Linked DNA regions of Homo sapiens: region 2 is linked to region 1. Evidence: read pairs that join two places in POLR2A ChIA-PET (ENCODE). Cell type or tissue: PC-9. All regions are shown on one strand. Links, peaks and the distances in the headings refer to the core of each region. The heading gives the core; the rest is flanking DNA.

Region 1 (9,099 bases), core at 259-8,258:
TGAGGCAGGAGAATTGCTTTAACCTAGGAGACAGAGTTTGCAGTAAGCAGAGATGGAACCACTGTACTCCAGCCTGGGTGACAGAGTGAGACTCCGTCTCAAAAAATAATAATAATAAAAATAAATAAACATTGAAAAAGGGGAGTGGAAGCCCAGCATTATTGCAACACTGTCTAGGGAAGAAAGACACTGTGTCTGTTAGACTGGATTGTTATTCCAGGTTCTGAGTGGTGTCCCTGCAGTCAAACCTCCAGAGTTCCTATGTTCTACTGTGGTCTGGATGCATAGCCCATGAAGCTATTCAACGTGCTTCACTACAGTTTGAAATTCACCGATGACAAACTTGGTTTTCCAAACACCTAAAGGAGAGAGGTGCAAATAGTAGGCACAAAGGCTCTGCTATGTTGAAACGTGTGCCCTGCCCTGTAAACCCACACATTGGGGTTCTGGTTTACAAATAAGTCTCTGGTGAGTTAATTAATGGATGCCTCCTAGATAGGGTTGTCAGATGTAGCAAATAAAAATACAAATATTGGGGCCAAGTGCAGTGGTTCATGCCTGTAATACTAGCACTTTGGAAGTCTGAATTGGAAGAATCACTTGAGGCCAGGAGTTCTGGACCAGCCTGGACAACATAGTGAGACCCTGTCTCTACAAAAAATTTTAAAAATTAGCAGCTGGGCACGGTGGCACACACATGCAGTCTTAGCTGTTTGGGAGGCTGAGGCAGGAGGATCTCCTAATCCCAGGAGTTCTAAGGGTTGCAGTGAGCGGCAATCGCAGAACTGCACTCCAGCCTGGGTGACAAAGAGAGACTCTGTCTCTAAAACAAAACAAATATCACATGGGATACACTTATACTAAAAATTATTCATTGTTTATCTAAGATTCAAATTTTACTGGGCACCCTGTATTTTTCTGTCAACCCTACCAGAGCCTGCCCACTGCCAGGTATACTAATAAAATGGAGATCCTACATCTGCAAGGCTGAGGACCAGTCCTCGCCCCAAGACCACCCTCACCAACATAATGCTGCTCTCAGGGAGCCCACCTAAGTAACCAGCCCAAGGTTAGGTTAGGTTAGGTTTAGACTTTCACACACACACACAAACACACACACACACACACACACACACACATACACACACACACACACACACTGCCCCTCTCTCTCCCCCTCTCTCCTCTCTCTCTCTCTCTCCTTTTCTCTTCTCTCTTCCTTTTATAAGTATTTTTTTATTAAAAATCTTTTTTTTGTTTGTTTTTTTGAGACGGAGTTTCGCTCTTGCTGCCAGGCTGGAGTGCAATGGCGCGATCTCGGCTCACTGCAACCTCCGCCTCCCAGGTTCAAGCGATTACCCTGCCTCAGCCTCCTGAGTAGCTGGGATTTCAGGCATGCACCACCACGCCCGGCTAATTTTGTATTTTTAGTAGAGACGGGGTTTCTCCATGTTGGTCAGGCTGGTCTTGAACTCCCAACCTCAGGTGATCTGCCGGCCTCGGCCTCCCAAAGGGCTGGGATTACAGGCATGAACCACCACACCTGGCCAAAAATCATTTTTAGCCGACACACACAACAAAACATATTTATGGGACACATAGTGATATTTCAATACACATAATATATAGTGATCATCAGATCAGGGTAATTAGCATATCCATCATCTTGAACATTTATCTTTTTTGGTTTAGAGACAGGGTATTGCTCTGTTGCCCAGGCTGGAGTGCAGTGGCTTGATCATAGTTCATAGTTCACTATAACCTCAAACTCCTGGACTTAAGCAATCTGCCTGCCTCGGCCTCCAGAGTAGCTAGGACTATATGCATTCACCACAACCTGGCTAATCAAACATTTATCATTTATTTGTGTTGGGAACATTCAATATCCTCTTGGAGTTATTTGAAACTATATAATATACTACTGTTAACTATAGTCATCCTACAGTGCTTTAGAACACTAGAATTTATTCCAACTTATTCCTCCTATCTAGCTGTAATTTTGTATCCTTTACAAATCTCTTCCCATACCCACTTCCCGCTACCTTCCCAAGCCTCTAGTATCCTCTGTTCTACTTTTTACTTCCATAAGATCGACCTTTTTTAGTTTCCACATATGGGTGAGAACATGTGGTGTTTAACTTTCTGTTCAAGTTATCTGGTTTATTTCACTTAGCACAATGTCCTCCATTCCATCCATGTTATTGCAAATGACAGGATTTTGTCCTTTTTATGGCTGAGTAGTATTTTATTGTGTATATATACCACATTTTCTTTACCAATTCATCTGTTGTTGGACACCTGGGTTGACTCCCTATCTTGGCTATTGTGAATAGTACTGCAGTAAATATGGGGGTGCAGATGTCTCTTCAATATGTTGATTTCATACCCTTTTAGTATATACCCAGTAGGGGGATTGCTGGATCATATGGAAGTTTGATTTGTAGTTTTTTGAGGAAACGCCATACTGTTCTCCATAATGACTATGCCAGTTCGTGTTCCCACATAATAATCTTCATTCCTTCAAAGTTGATAATATATATGCCTGTTTATCTATAGACACACAGTATCGGGAGCTGAAGAATGAATAGTTCTAAGCCAGGCTTGTTGTTAGGTTGAAAAAAAACCCAACCAGCCAACCACCAATTTGGTTTTTCTCAAGCTGTCAGCTGAAGCAGAGAGAAGTAAAATGTTAAGTTGAGGGTGTTTTAAGGAACAAAGAAGATGCTATACTTGATCCCATATTCTCTTTATTTATACACAAAGTAAACAATCTCCCTTATTAAGCTTTCCAGGAATTTACCACCTGTTAATTCCAAGACCAAATTCACAACTTGGACAATACATGTATAAAATTGAAAGTCATTTATTGGTGGCATCCAAGGAGGTAATGAACATTATTAACAACATCTATTATGTTGTAAGATTAGTTGCTTCCCTGCAGTAGCTAGTCAAATATGAATTCTTATTGTCTTTCAATAAAGAGAATTTCTATTCCTTTTTTTTTTTTTTTTTTTTTGAGATGGAGTCTCGTTCTGTTGCCCAGGCTGGAGTGCAGTGGCGCAATCTCGGCTCACCGCAACCTCTGCCTCCGGGGTTCAAGCGATTCTCCTGCCTCAGCCTCCCGAGTAGCTGGGATTACAGGCAAGTGCCACCATGCCCGGGTAATTTTTGTATTTTTTTAGTAGCGAAGGGGTTTCACCCTGTTGGCCAGGCTGGTCTCAAACTCCTGACCTCAGGTGATCCGCCAGCCTTGGCCTCCCAAAGTGCTGGGATTACAGGCGTGAGCCACTGTGCCGGGCCAAGAATTTCTTTTCCTTTACCTGACTCTCCTTTCTGATTTTTGCCTAAATCATAATCCTGGGCTTTACTATCCATTACATCCTGAGATCCTTAGCCTTCAGATAACCTTATAGAAAAATCAGTTAATGTAACTGTGTAGGGCCACCTCATTTGTTGTACCTAGGGAAAATTAAGTTAGGAGGATCACCACAGAATAAACAGGGGAACAGGTTTGGCCTGTGATTCAGTGAGCAAAAAAGATCTTGCTCTTTTCCCAAGCCAGCTCTCCTCTCTTTCTCAGCACTAACATATTATAGGATGTCAGTATCTTTTTTTTTTTTTTTTTTTTTTTGAGACAAGAGTATCGCTGTGTTGCCCAGGATGGAGTGCAGTGATGTGAACAGGGCTCACTGCAGCCTCAACCTCCTGGGCTCAAGCAATCCTCCTGCCTCGATCTCCTGAGTAGCTGGGACTAGAGGCGCACACCACCATGCCAGGCTAATTTTTTAATTTTTTTGTTTTTGTTTTTGAGACAGTGTCTTGCTGTGTCACCCAGGCTAGAGTTCTCAAGCGATTCTCCTGCCTCAGCCATCCGAACAGCTGGGACTACAGGTGCCTGCCACCATGCCCGGCTAATTTTTGTATTTTTAGTAGAGATGGGGTTTCACCATGTTGGCCAGGCTGGTCTCGAACTCCTGACCAAAAGTGATCCGCCTGCTTTGGTCTCCCAAAGTGCTGGGATTACAGGTGTGAGCCACCGTGCCTGGCTTAGGATGTCAGTATCTTATACTTGACTGTGGCTTCCCTTTATCTTCTTCTAAAGAGGTTTCTGCCCTCTCTAGAGAGACAATATTGATTCCTTATCCCCAGATCGGATGGAGTTAAGTTCATGCTACTTGACTCCAGCCATCATCAACCTCTTCCATTCTAGACATAAAGTGCAATTTTTGCTAAGGAACTAAAGAGTCTCTCTGGTAAAGTGTGATTTAGGTCATTCTTCTAGATTCGGGTTTTAATTCACGGCTGGCATTTCCAAAGTAGTTTAGGGTGAGCATCTGAAATAAATGAGTCATCTCGGTCCTTCTATTTCTTCTATTTCCCATTATTTTCCAACTTAAACATCTAGGGACTAAAGATTAATTTATCCTCCCAATGCTGGCAACAGGCAAGTCATTCTGTAATATATATTGGGAAATTAATGGACTTCCATTAGGGGAGAAGTAAACAAAAGTTGATAATATATATGCCGGTTTATCTATAGACACACAGTATCAGGAGCTGAAGAATGAATAGCTCTAAGCCAGGCTTGTTGTTAGGTTGAAAAAAAACCCAACCAGCCAACCACCAATTTGGTTTTTCTCAAGCTGTCAGCTGAAGCAGACAGAAGTAAAATGTTAAGTTGAGGGTGTTTTAAGGAACAAAGAAGATGCTATACTTGTTCCCATATTCTCCACCAAGTCAACCCTCCTTATGTGGCAGGGAGAGCTGCACTCAGACCCCGGATGCCTAGGGAGAAACTGGGAGGAATTTTTGCTCCCATCGCAGGTAGGATCTGGTGGTTTGTTGAAATCCACGTGGTTAGGAAACCTCAGATTAATCACCTGAGTGGTTTGGGAGACAGGTTGCTAGAGGCCAGAGGCACTCAGAGGCAAAAGGACACTGAGGCTTTATAAAGGCTCCTTCCATGGTGGACACTTGACAGCAGACACAGCAACCTACGATATCAGCCTCAGCGTTTACTGTTCCCCTACTCCAGAGTACAAAATATCTCCCTAGGTATTGAGCAAAAACACTGCGAGAACCATTCAACCTACTTCTATATAAATGTAGTCTTCATACTACATTAGACATTTTTTTTTTTTTTTTGAGACGCAGTCTGGCTCTATTGCCCAGGCTGGAGTACAGTGGCGTGATCTCGGCTCACTGCAACCTCCGCCTTCCGGGATCAAGCGAGTCTCCTGCCTCAGCCTCCGGAGTAGCTGGGATTACAGGCATGCACCACCGCGCCCGGCTAATTTTGTATTTTTAGTAGAGACGGGGTTTCGCCATGTTGGTCAGGCTGGTCTCGAACTCCTGACCTCGTGATCATCCCGCCTCGGTCCCCAAAGTGCTGGGATTACAGGTGTGAGCCACTACACCCGGCCGACATAAGACGTTTTGTTGGCTAACATTAGTACAGCACCCTAGAGTTTGTAAAGTGCACTCAGATCGATGGTCTTAATTGATCCAGTTGCACACAAACCTTATCATGATGTTCTGATTGTGAGCCATCAGTAAATAGTGGTGGTACTGAAGTTCTCCAGAACATGTCTCAGTCAGGGAAACCCTTCAATATGGTCTTACAAAGAAATATTAGTTTATTTGATAACTGAAAAGACAGAGGGTCTTGCTCTGTCACCCAGGCTGGAGTGCAGTGGCTTGATCATGGCTCACTGCAGCCTTGAGCTCCTGGGCTCAAGTGATCCTTCCACCTCAGCTTTCTGGGTAGCTGGGACTAGAGGCACACACCACCACACCCAGCTAGTTTTTAATTTTTTTTTTTTGTAGAGGTGGGGTCTTGCTATATTTCCCAGGTTGGTCTTGAACTCCTGGCCTCAAGTAATCCTCCTGCCTTGGCCTCTCAAAGCACTGGGATTACAAGTGTGAGCCACTGCACCTAGCCATAAGATATATTTAAGACAAAAGCTAATTGGTGTTGGCAGGTAAAACTCAAGAAAGGTGCAGGTATCCAGGTCCTCTTCTCTCCCTGGATCCTGTAGACAGTTGGGCTTTTTGGGGTGCAGCTGGATGCACCATCAATCATCTGAGGAGGGACCCCTGGTACCTCTTCCTTTTCATAGGTCAACTTGAGAGGGACTTTGCTGTGGTGGGAAAGTATTTCAGGGTTCAGACACTGATCAGCATGAGCATAGGGGCCCAAGGCTTAAGGAAGTGCTATGAAATGCCCAGCTAGTGTCTTCAGATCTCCTGGTACCATAGGAAGTTGAAGTTGGGCACAGCCAGCCTCTCCTCTTGGGGAAACAGTAAGGTAGCCCATTGCCAGGCAAACCCAAAAGGAGCTCTTAGGACCATTCATTGGATATTCCTATTTGTCACACCACACTTTCTACCCATATCCCCCAAACTTAGCTAGTACTTAGAACATAAAAAGTACTCCAAAAATAACTACAGCTGCCATTAATTGAGGGCCTATTGTGTGCAAGTGACTTGGCATATTTTATCACTAGTTCTCACAATGACTGTGCAAGATAGGTATTATTAGCTCTATTTTATAGATGAGGAAACAGAAGCTAGAGAAGGCTAAGTGACTTGCTTAGTAATATGCAAGTCACATAGAGCTAGTAAATGGTGGAGCTGAAATATGAACCCATATCTCTGTGACTCCTTTTACCCCCAGGCTATGTAGCCTGTCACTGTGAACATAGTCTCTCTCCTCTCCTCCCCACTGGCCCCCGTACATGTGTGTCTGTCTGTCTCCAGCTCGACCTCTCCCTGTCCTGCTGTCTCTGTTTCTCTCTCATCTGTGGGTAGGTTCCCACCACTTCCTTTCCTGAAGTCCATGCCTTGCGTGCCTGCCTACTGAAATGTGCTTCACCAGTGAGGCCTCCTGACCCTTCTGCATTGTCACAAGCTGGCCTGGATGATTTTTCTCACCTCACCCAGTCTAGTTTGCTCTCTACCTTCCAAGCCCAGCAGGTACTTGAAAAGTAGTGGTCATCTGCTGTTAGTAAAAGCTCCAAGTAAGAAAAATGTAAGCTAAACTAGGAGCAGAACAAAAAGGAAGTTAAGAGATAAGAACCAAACCTGGTTTCTTGGCAGGGCACTTAGGGAAAGAATGACCCAAGGTCAGTCAAACCTGCACCCTAAAGCAGGAAGGGCCTCTGGCCTTTTCACTCAGCAAGATGCTCAGGGGACAACCCAGAACATAGTGACTCTGGCTGAGGACGCTGTTACATTCCCCAGGGACTTGTAAGGCCTAACAATCACCATCCTCCTCCCGCTCCTCCTCATCAAATGCATTTATTAAACAGCCTAATTATTAAACAAGGCAGGTGGAAGAGAAAGGTGGGAAATTGGAAGGTTGAATCAAGCTTTTTAAAAAGCTAGAAAAATGACTCACTTTGTGTAACCTCTCATTTGGAGAAAAAAGTGGATGTTCCTGATCCAGCCAGGTACATTTTTAGACCTGTAGGGGAGAGATAGGGAAACAGACCATTTTTTCTCTCAGTCACAACTACTGTGAGCTCAGAGCTGAACTGCCAGGCCTCTAGAATAAATTCAGAGGATTTATTCTTCCAACAAGGGCCAGAAAACTGACAGAATCACAGGCAAGAATAATATCTGTTCAAGTCAATGTTTAGAATATTAGAAGTGTGAAGACATTTTATTAGCAAATCCACCAGATTTTCTCCTTAAGGTAAGAAATTGTGCTCTATTTTTTTCTCCTTCCTTTTTCTTTCTTTCTTTCTCTCTTTCTTTCTCTTTCTCTCTCTCTCTTTCTTTCAGAGTCTCACTCTATTGCCCAGGCAATCTCAGTTCACTGCAACCTCCACCTCCTAGGTTCAAGTGATTCTCCTGCCTCAGCCTCCTGAGTAGCTGGGATTACAGGCATGCACCTCCATGCCCAGCTAATTTTTGTATTTTTAGTACAGAGAAGGTTTCATCATGTTGACCAGGCTGGTCTCAAACTTCTGACCTCAGGTGATCCACCCACTTTGGCCTCCCAAAGTGCTGGGATTACAGGCATGAGCCACCACGCCCAGCTATTTAGTTTTAAATCCTGGGATGGAGCCCAGTGTCTGACACAGAGAGATGCTCAATAAATGTTTGCTAGGGCCAGGCATGGTGGCTCATGCCTGTAATACCAGCACTTCAGAAGGCCAAGGCAGGAGAATCATTTGAGCCCAAGAGTCCGAGACCAGCCTGGGCAATATAGCAAGATCCCCATCTCTACAAAAAAAAATTTAAAACAATTATATTGAAAAGCTTACTAGGATAAAATTGAAGGCAAGAGCTGAGTCTTGCACAATTTTGTATTCCATTCAGTGCCCAGCACTAAGTGAATGAGTGCCTGCAGGCATTAATGAATGAAAAATGCACTTTTTGATTTGCCTTTGAAGGAAAGCATATGCCTTTGCAAGCAGTGGTATCATCTTCCTAATTATCCAAGAAGTCTGTGTTCTCTTCTTAATTTCATTTTGATTTTGTTCCCTTAAGAAGACAGAGCTTTTGCTAAACGAATCTGGCTACTAAAAAGAAACAGTTCTGCTGGCTTTTCTTCTTCCTCATGTAGTGGCAAACAGTCCTGAACTTCTGGATCTGTCAAGGTATTTCCTATGTTCCTGTCTGGGCACAGGTCAGGATTCTCCCAGGAGCTGGTCTCATTTGCCTTCAGCTTTCCTGGTCCTCCTGTCGAATCTCACCTCTCCTCCTTGTTCTTTGTTTTGCCCCAGTTGAGTTTTAATCCCTTTTGCCCAGCAGCTCCCTCCTCTCCCAGTACAGTAAATCTCATCTCTCTCAGTGTAGCACATTAGCACATTTACGTGGAAAGTATTTAATACATATGGATCATATGGGTAGCCAAGAAAGTACATGGTCTGTGGGGGGGAAACTGAAGTAGGAGCAGGGAGAGGCAAGAACCTTTTCTCAAAAGAGTCCTGAGTGTGGCCAGGCACGGTGGCTCACACCTGTAATCCCAGCACTTTGGAAGGCCAAAGGAGGTGAATCATTTGAGGTCAAGAGTTCAAGACAAACCTGGCCAATATGGTGAAACCCGGTCTCTACTAAAAATACAAAAATTAGCCAGGCAGTGGTGGCGCA
Region 2 (9,099 bases), core at 664-8,663, 63 kb after region 1:
TAAAATAGCTGCTGTATTCTGTTTTGGTTTGTTTGTTTTCCTAAGGCTTTATGCAGATTTCTGCAACCAAAAGTTGAGACAGGTTTGAAAACCTGTTTGTGAGGGTAAGATTTTTCTACTTGACCTCAAATCAGTCAGGGAAGATGGGTTCAGCAAATCAGGCAGTCACTCTGAGGTGTTAGGAGAGGTTTTTATTAGGGGAGGAAAACTACCTGCAAGACTTGGTTGGGAATCCACCATGTCTACAGGGCAAAAAGGCACAGTGGACGCAGCTCCGATGAGGACTACATATCAGGTAGGAGCAGAGAAAGAGTCTCCCGTGGCTGGGGGCCCAGAAAAGCCCCAGGTCAGGGTCTACAGGAGTCTGTCTCCCACCTGGGGTGCCATGATGTCAGCTCCCTCATATATGGAAGTAGATTAGGCTCTGGGAGGCCTAGAGTCACTTACCTCTGGATCTGAACTGTAAAAATTCAATTTCCTGAACAATAAATAAGAATAAAATAGGCCGGGCACGGTGGCTCACGCCTGTAATCCCAGCACTTTGGGAGGCCGAGGCGGGTGGATCACCTGAGGTCAGGAGTTCAAGGATAGCCTGGCCAACATGGTGAAACCCTGTCTCTACTAAAAATACAAAAAATTAGCTGGGCGTGGTGGCACGCCCCTGTAATCCCAGCTACTAGGGGGGCTGAGGCAGGATGATCGCTTGAACCTGGGAGGCAGAGGTTGCAGTGAGCCAAGATCGTGCCACTGCACTCCAGCCTGGGCAACAGAGCGAGACTCTGTCTCAAAAAAAAAAAAGAATAAAGTAAGATTAGACTAGATCAAACAAACAGGCCGGGTGTGGTTGCTCACACCTGTAATCCTAGCACTTTGGGAGGCCAAGGCAGGTGAATCACAAGGTCAGGAGTTCAAGACCAGCCTGGTCAATATGGTAAAACCCTGTCTCTACTAAAAATACAAAAATTAGCTGGGCGTGGTGGCAGGTGCCTATAATCCCAGCTACTTGGGAGGCTAAGGCAGGAGAATTGCTTGAACCTGGGGGTGGGGAGGCAGAGGTTGCAGTGAGTCAAGATCACGCCATTGCACTTCAGTCTGAGCAACAGAGTGAGACTCTGTCTCAAATAAATAAATAAATAAATAAATAAATAAATAAATAAATGACAATCACACATCAGGCTGGCCTAGCTCAGGGGCAGGGACAATGGGCAGAGCCTCACCTGCTCTCACCTTGCCTGTCCTTCCTCCTCCTCTAGCAGTAACCAAGGACTCTCGGTGGATGCCCTTGACTGAAACCCAGGGTGAAAATAACCAGATTTGATTATTTCTAAGGTAAATGATGTTCTGGGCAACAATGGGCTTTGGGGGAAGGGGTACTGATTTATAGTGTCTGCTGATTTCAGTGGTGTAAATACTACCACCATGGCTAAATTCGAACTTACCAACAACACATCACTGAATGCAGCATTGGCCATGCAATCGCATATCATATAGTAAAGTAATTATGAAGTAACAAGGGATTTTTTTTCTTTTTGTTTTTTGAGATGGAGTCTTGCTCTGTTGCCCAGGCTGGAGTGCAGTGGCACTAGCTCGACTCAACTGCAAACTCCACCTCCCAGGTTCAAGTGATTCTCCTGTAGAATTGTATCTTTATTCTCCTGCCTCAGCCTCCTGAGTAGCTGGGATTACAGGCACCCACCACCACACCCAGCTATGTCTGTATTTTTAGTAGAGGCAGGATTTTGCCATGTTGCCCAGGCTAGTCTCGAACCTCTGACCTCAAATGATCCACCTGCCTCAGCCTCCCAAAGTGCTGGGATTACAGGCATAAGCCACTGCGCTCTACTGAAATAATCAGTTTTGAATATTTATTACCTTTGTTTTAATACGGTTTATTTGATTGTAAGTTTATATAATTCAATTTTTTGAGAACGGCTGTGTTTAACAATCAGCTTACAAAATTCCTGAAAATTTAACAATTGGTTCTTGCAAACTGGTATCCAGGATACCACTCACTATCAAGGACCTTTTTAGCTCCAACCTTCTAAATGTTTATACTAAGGCATAAACCATTTGAAGCTGGGAAGGGGCAAGTGGGAATAATCCTAGGGATTTTGAGAGTGTGCTCAGGAGGAAAAAAACAAAACAAAACATGTTTTCAATGTCACATCCATCACAGAGAAGATAACTTGGCAAAAAACAGGTGTCCAGTCAGTGAATGATACAATGTCTCAGTGAGGCAATGACTCAACCCTCACTCAGTAGGCTCTGTACTTCAAGTTATTTTTTCAGTTAATACTAGCGAGGGTTTATACTCATCCAGCCACATTCTATCATCCAGCCTTCCAGTGGGCCAGGGAGCACCAACTGTGCTGATACCTGTGGCAAAAAGGTGCCAGCAATGCACTGTTAGTGTGTTGACTAACTTTACACAGGCTCCAACAAGGACTTCGTCCAATGACCCAAGCTGATTCCAGTGGATAACTCAGCCAGGTCAAGAGGCCCACGTGGGCCTCCAGGCCACATGATCACCCGCTATGGGTGGGTATGATCTTACTGTGTCTTATCACTCGCCCTGGCTACTATCTCCCTTCTGGTAGGATCAGTGTTTAATTCATATTTTTGTACTTCCATTCTTCCCGGAGTTTTTGAGAATAGTGTGCATGTTCAATAGCCAAGTAGTTAAGAGCATGGATTCTGAGCCAGACTCTCTGGGACCAAAAATTCTAGTTCTGTGACTTACTAGCTGTGTAATCTTGGGCAAGCTGCTTAACTTCTCTGGACCTCAATTTTATCCTCTATAAAATATGAATAATAACAGTACCTACTTCACAGCAATATTGGGAAGATTAAATGAGTTTTGTACATACCCAGTATACCCTGTACTTAGAACAATGCCTGGCACATAGAATATACTATTTAAATGTCAGCTGTTATTATTACATAATATATATATGTTCTATTGGCCAGGCACAGTGGCTCACACCTGTAATCCCAGCACTTTGGGAGGCCAAGGTGGGCAGATCACGAGGTCAGGAGATCAAGACCATCCTGGCTAACACAGTGGAACCCCGTCTCTACTAAAAGTACAAAAAATTAGCCAGGTGTGGTGGCGGGCACCTGTAGTCCCAGCTATTTGGCTGAGGCAGGAGAATGGCGTGAACCCGGGAGGCGGAGCTTGCAGTGAGCCGAGATCATGCTACTGCACTCCAGCCTGGGCAACAGAGCGAGACTCGTCTCAGAAAAAAAAAAATAATTATATATATTTATATATATATATATATTCTATTATTATTATGTAATAGATGAATGAATGCAGGTATCCAAAAACATGGGGAAAAAGACCCTGAATGGTTGTGTAAGTATTCTTCTGGAAAACAAGGCCAAGTATGGAATTATAATAATAAATACAATACAAAAATAGCAGTAACGTTGGCTGTGTCTCTGAAATGTAATTACTAAATTTTTAAAATGCACTTTACAAGCATTATTTTACTAACTCCTCATAAAAATCCTAATAGGAAGGAACTACCATTCTGTATATTACAAAATTAAGAAAAGTGAGGCTTGTGGAGGGTAACTGCTATAATCTGAAGGTTTGTGTCCTCCCAAAATTCACATGTTGAAATCTAATCCCAAAACGATGGTATTTAGAAGGGGGGCCGTTGGGAGGTAAGTAGGTCATGAGGGCAGAGCCCTTGGGAATGAGATTAGTGCTGTCATAAAGAGGCTCCAGGCTGGTCGCTGTAGCTCATCCCTGTAATCCCATTACTTTGAGAGACAGAGGCAAAAGGATCACTTGAGCCCAGGAGTTTGAGAACAGCCCAGGCAACATAAGGAGTCCCTATCTCTACACAAAATTTTAAAAAGTCAGCTGTGGTGGCATCTACTTGTGGTCCCAGCTATTTGTGAGGCTGAGGTGGGAGGATTGCTTGAGCCCAGGAGGTTGAAGCTGCAGTGAGCTATGATCATGCCACTGCACTCTAGGCTGGATGCCAGAGCAAGACCCTGTCTTAAACAAACAAACAAACAAACAAAAAAGGGACCCCAGAGAGATTCCCTCACTCCTTCCACAATGTGAGGACACAGTGAGAAGGCAGCTGTCTGTGAACCAGGAAGCAGGCCCTCATCAGACACCAAATCTGCTGGCACCTTGATCTTGAACTTCCCAGCCACCAGAACCATGAGAAATAAATCAGTGTTGTTTCTAAGCCACCCAGTCTACTTTCTCAACACCACAGTCAATGACTCAAATACATGTCCTATGACTCCAGCACTTGAGCTCTTAACTGCTAGCCTATACAGCTATATCCACAGCCCCAGCAGCCAGCTCCTGGCCTCTAGCCCACCTGTCATCTCTCCTCTCACTTATCCCTCCACGTCCATCCAAGACTTACCTCTTTTCTGAAGATTTCTCAGATTTCCCCTTGGTAGGAAGCTCCCAGCTCTTGGATATACTGTGTGCCCCTCTCTCCTGTCCGTGAGTATGTTACCTTGGACTCACTTTGTCTATGTCACACAGAGGTTCTTTGTTTCTCCCCTTGAGAAGGAAAGTTTTTTCCAAGTCAGAGGTGTTGTTTCTCTTTGGTTTCTATCTTTGCGGCTCCCAAACATCCTGGTGGTAGTGATCATTACCAGTTGCTGAGCACCAAATGCTTTACATGCATTGTTTTCCTTAATTCTTACAATAATCCTATTATCCTATTAGGTGGACACAATTTCTGTCTCCATTTTCCAGATGAGGAAACTGAGGCTAGAAGAGGTTAAATGACTTGGTACAGTTACTTGAGGATCAGAGCTAGGATTTAAACCTAGGTCTGTTTAATCTCAAGCTCACATTCTTAATCACATCTGTTTTTAATCATGTTTGGTTCTTAAATATACACTGGAGAGGGAATGAGTCTTAGCCTTGACCAAAGCTCCCAGAGCCATGAGGGCCTTGAAAAAAAAAAAAAAAAGTGAGAAAAAAGGATGTCTGGAGATTTTGCAAGATCTGGGTTAAATTCACAACCAGGCTAAGACACTACCCCCAAGCCCCATGACACTGTCAATCCCCGCATAAACCTGCCCTGTGTATTGTTCGGAGTTCTCCAGAGACTGTGCCTATGTGTCTAGTGCACTCAAGACTGCTACCCCAAGTGTCAGAAATTTTAAAATGAAAATAATAGAAAATTCAGCTGAGTAGAACTAAGCCCTGTTCTAACCAAGCACCTTCAATTTCTCACAGTCACCTGGGCTCAGTGGTAAGGACAGGAGGGTAGAGAGCTGAAGTTAGCTAAGAAATGTGCAAGCTGTTTGCACAGAAGAGAGGACACAGCCTCTACCCTCAAGGTGCCGCCTGTCTGCTCAAGGTTGCTCAACCCCTTTAAGACCATCTACAGAGCAACTCACTAGTGAATGTAAATGTATAATAGCAAAGAGCACAGAGAAGAGAGGATGAGGGGGCATGAAGTTAAAAGGAGTGCTCAGAATGCAGTAGCACCCTTCAGGGAGAGTTTCTAGACATGGCAACAACTAGAATTTACAAAAATTAAAAATAACTTTTCTTGGTACAAATGCAAACACACCCATGACAAACAAACCAGAAAATACAGACAAGCAAAGAAAGGAAATAAAAAAATCCCCACCTACAATCTCACCCACCCAAAGACAACTTCTGTCCACACCCTCAGCACCTTGACAATCAGAATTTGCAGGAGGGAATGTGCAGAGCTGGAGCACATGTTTTGTGTGTGTGTGTGTGTGTGTGGGCGCGTGCATGCATCTGTGTGTCTGTGACTATCTGTGGCTGGAAAGGAGAGGGCTGGCAGTCTTGCATTTTGGTTTATGCTTGGGAGTAAGTGATAATAAATTCATTTGATGGGATCAGAAAGAATAGAATTGAAGAAGAGGAGGACTAATAGAAAATCCTCTCGGAATAGGGAGAAATTTGAAGCAGGCAGTAGTACCAGGGAGTTTAGCTGAATAGTGAGACAAAACAATCACAATAGTCTGGGTGCAGTGGCTCATGCCTGTAATCCCAGCACTTTGGGAGGCCAAGGCAGGCAGATCACTTGAGGCCAGGAGTTCAAGACCAGCCTGGGCAACATGGTGAAACCCCATCTCTACTAAAAATACAACAATTAGCTGGGTGTGGTGGCTGGTTCCTGTAATCCCAGCTACTCAGGAGTCTGAGTCAGGAGAATCACTTGAACCTGGGAGGAGGAGGTTGCAGTGACCCAAAATCCTACCACTGCACTCCAGCCTGAGTGACAGAGTGACTCTATCTCAAAAAAGTAAAATAAAATAAAATAATCATAATAGCAATAACAGTTAACCTTTTTGAGTGCTTACCATATATAAGACATTGTGCTAAGTACTTTGCTTCCCATCTTTCCATTTAATCCTCACAACTACTCTTTCCCTATTTTACAGAGGGTAAGAGCCTTGCCCAAACTCACATATTAAGTGGAAACACACTGATGTTTCTTACAGTCTGCTCTATAGGCTATCTGCATCAGAATGCTCTAAGCTGTTTGTTACAAATGCAGTCTTTGGTTCTAACCTGAAGTGTCTGATTCAGCAAGTCTAGGTGTGGGCAAGAACATTTGGTCCTAACCTTGTTATAGGACCAACAAGTTTGTGTGCCTGCTGCACAGTAACAGACCAGTACACTAAGACAGCAGGGTTTGCAGCAGAGAAAGAGTTTGATGCTCACAGGGCATAGAGCAAGGAGGTGGGAAGGAGACTCTCAAATACATCTCTCCAAGCAGTTTTGAGGTGGGACATTTTTTTAAATTTTTTTAAATTTTTTTTTGAGATGGAGTTTTGCTCTTGTTGCCCAGGCAATCGTGCAATGGCACTATCTCGGCTCCCTACAACCTCCACCTCCTGGGTTCAAGTGATTCTCCTGCCTCAGCCTCCCGAGTAGCTGGGATTAGAGGCATGCGCCACCACACCCAGCTAATTTTGTATTTTTAGTAGAGATGGGGTTTTTCTATGTTGGTCAGGTTGGTCTCGAATTCCTGACCTCAGGTGATCTGCCCATCTTGGCCTCCCAAAGTGCTGGGATTACAGGTATGAACCACCGCGCCCAGCCTGAGGTGGGATCTTTAAGGAGATTGTGAAGGACAAGGGGCTGGAAAATTAGGGTCATAGATTGGTCAGGATACAGGAGATGAAATCATCAGGAGGTGGAAATGGCATTCTTTAGTGAGTCAGCTCCCATGGGGTCCTTCAGATTAGCTGATATCAGTAGTCACACTGGTATGCAAGACCTGAAAGAATATCTCAAATGGAAAACATAATGTTTCATAATGCTTAAGGTGTTATCTCTTTAGCTGTTTAGGGGACCTATAGTCTAGGGTCCACGTGATTCTAAGACAATAGGCAAACAACTGTGTGGAAGCAGGTCAGGCACAAGCTGACCTAATGACTAATGCTGAGTGTGCTGCAAGCTTAGCTTGTTTTCATTTCTCCCCTCCCTTCTTCCCTGATTAATTTTATAAAGTTTGTAGGGATGGTTTCAATCTATTTCGGCAAGTCTAGGTGGGGGCAAAGGCATTTGTAACTTTATTTTTTTTTTTTTTTTATTTTTTGAGACAGAGTTTCACTCTTGTTGCCCAGGCTGGGGTGCAATGGTGCAATCTCAGCTCACTACAACCTCCACCTCCTGGGTTCAAGCGATTCTCCTGCCTTCAGCCTCCCGAGTAGCTGGGATTACAGACATGTGCCACCACGTCCAGCTAATTTTTTGTGTTTAGTAGAAACAGGGTTTCACCATGTTGGCCAGGCTGGTCTCGAACACCTTACCTCAGGTGATCCACCTGCCTCAGCCTCCCAAAGTGCTGGGATTACAAGCGTGAGCCACCATGCCCAGCTGGCATTTGTAACTTTAATAGCTCTCCAGTGTTGTTTTGTCCATCCAAGTTTGAGGGCCACTGATCTTGGATGATGGAAGGGCGAACTTGCATAAGGAGTCATCAGAGGTCAGGAGGTGATACACCTCTGGCCACAGGCCCTTGGCCTAGACTTTTCTGACCGTAATCATCCTGAACTTTGACGCTTTAGCTTCCACAGGCCCTTTTGCAGTTGGGGGACTTGCCTCTGGGTGGAGATCGCTTGGTGCCTCTTGCACTTGGCTCTCTCACAACTGCTCTTAGATGCTTGAACACGAGAGAGTAATTAAATAGGGTCACTAGTGCTCGGTCAGCAGCTAGTCAGGCGTGCCCCTCACTGGCAACAGTGAGGCCAGTAGGGGCAGCTGCAAGCCCTGGGGTCTGGAAGGAAACTGGAACTGACAATCTGAGATGGGCGTGGGGATGGAATCTGGATGGACTGGAGTAAAACCTGGTTTGGGCTGAGAGTCCAAATCATGGAGTCAAAGGAGCGACCAGGAACAAGGTCAAGGATGAGAAACTTGGAGGTGGGGATCACGAAGTAAACAGAGCTGCTTTTGGGGTAACTTTGGTACTTTTCAACTAGATCATATCCCAGTCTGTCTCCGAAGTCCCAAGTATTTTTTTTTTTCTTTTTTTGAGATGGAGTCTCGCTCTGTCGCCAGGCTAGAGTGCAGTGGTGCAATCTCAGCTCACTGCAATCTCCGCCTCCCGGTTCAAGTGACTCCCCTGCCTTTGGGACTACAGGCGCATGCCACCATGCCTGGCTTATTTTTTTTCGTATTTTAGTAGAGACAGGTTTTCACTATGTTGACCAGGATGGTCTTGATCTGCTGACCTCATGATCGGCCTGCCTTGGCTTCCCAAAGTGCTGGGATTACAGGCGTGAGCCACCGCGCCCAGCCAAGTCCCAAGTGTTTTATCAGCACTTTTTCCATGGTGGGCAGCTCCCCTCACTATCTCCACTGCCCCACTCCACTGAAGACCATGTAGCCAGCCTGTACCTAGTGGAGGGCCAGGGACAAGATCACTGCACTAGAATCCAGGCTATCATCTTAGTTGTGGCTCTGATTCTTCCTTCTAAAACGGCAGGTCATCTAACCTTGCTGACTCACAGTTTTCATACCTGTGAAATGGGTATGGTCAAAGAATCTCATAAAGCTGATGAAATAATGTATTCTGAATTATAAAGTGCTATACACATGTAATGACCTGCAGCATGGTT

Evidence for each region. Peaks named below come from ENCODE experiments on the same cell type or tissue, not always from the same donor. Only the 100,000 strongest peaks of a DNase experiment are listed, where the experiment ranks them.
Region 2: POLR2A ChIA-PET joins it to region 1 with 16 read pairs; 5 of 35 experiments call an interaction of 5 or more read pairs at or near these places.

What each region holds. Positions count from the first base shown.
Region 1 is chr14:65,319,195-65,328,293 of GRCh38, reverse strand. No RefSeq gene overlaps it. Among named protein-coding and RNA genes, the nearest start is that of MIR4708, 11 kb to the left of the region's middle. RefSeq lists enhancers at 6,608-6,697, 6,918-7,027, 9,098-9,099. In PC-9, for the core only: a CTCF peak has its summit at 7,379; DNase peaks (open chromatin) are centred at 6,633 and 7,423; H3K4me3 peaks cover 1,050 bases; H3K27ac peaks cover 4,398 bases.
Region 2 is chr14:65,256,772-65,265,870 of GRCh38, reverse strand. No RefSeq gene overlaps it. Among named protein-coding and RNA genes, the nearest start is that of LINC02324, 39 kb to the right of the region's middle. In PC-9, for the core only: no CTCF peak of the experiment used is centred there; a DNase peak (open chromatin) is centred at 7,290; H3K27ac peaks cover 2,717 bases.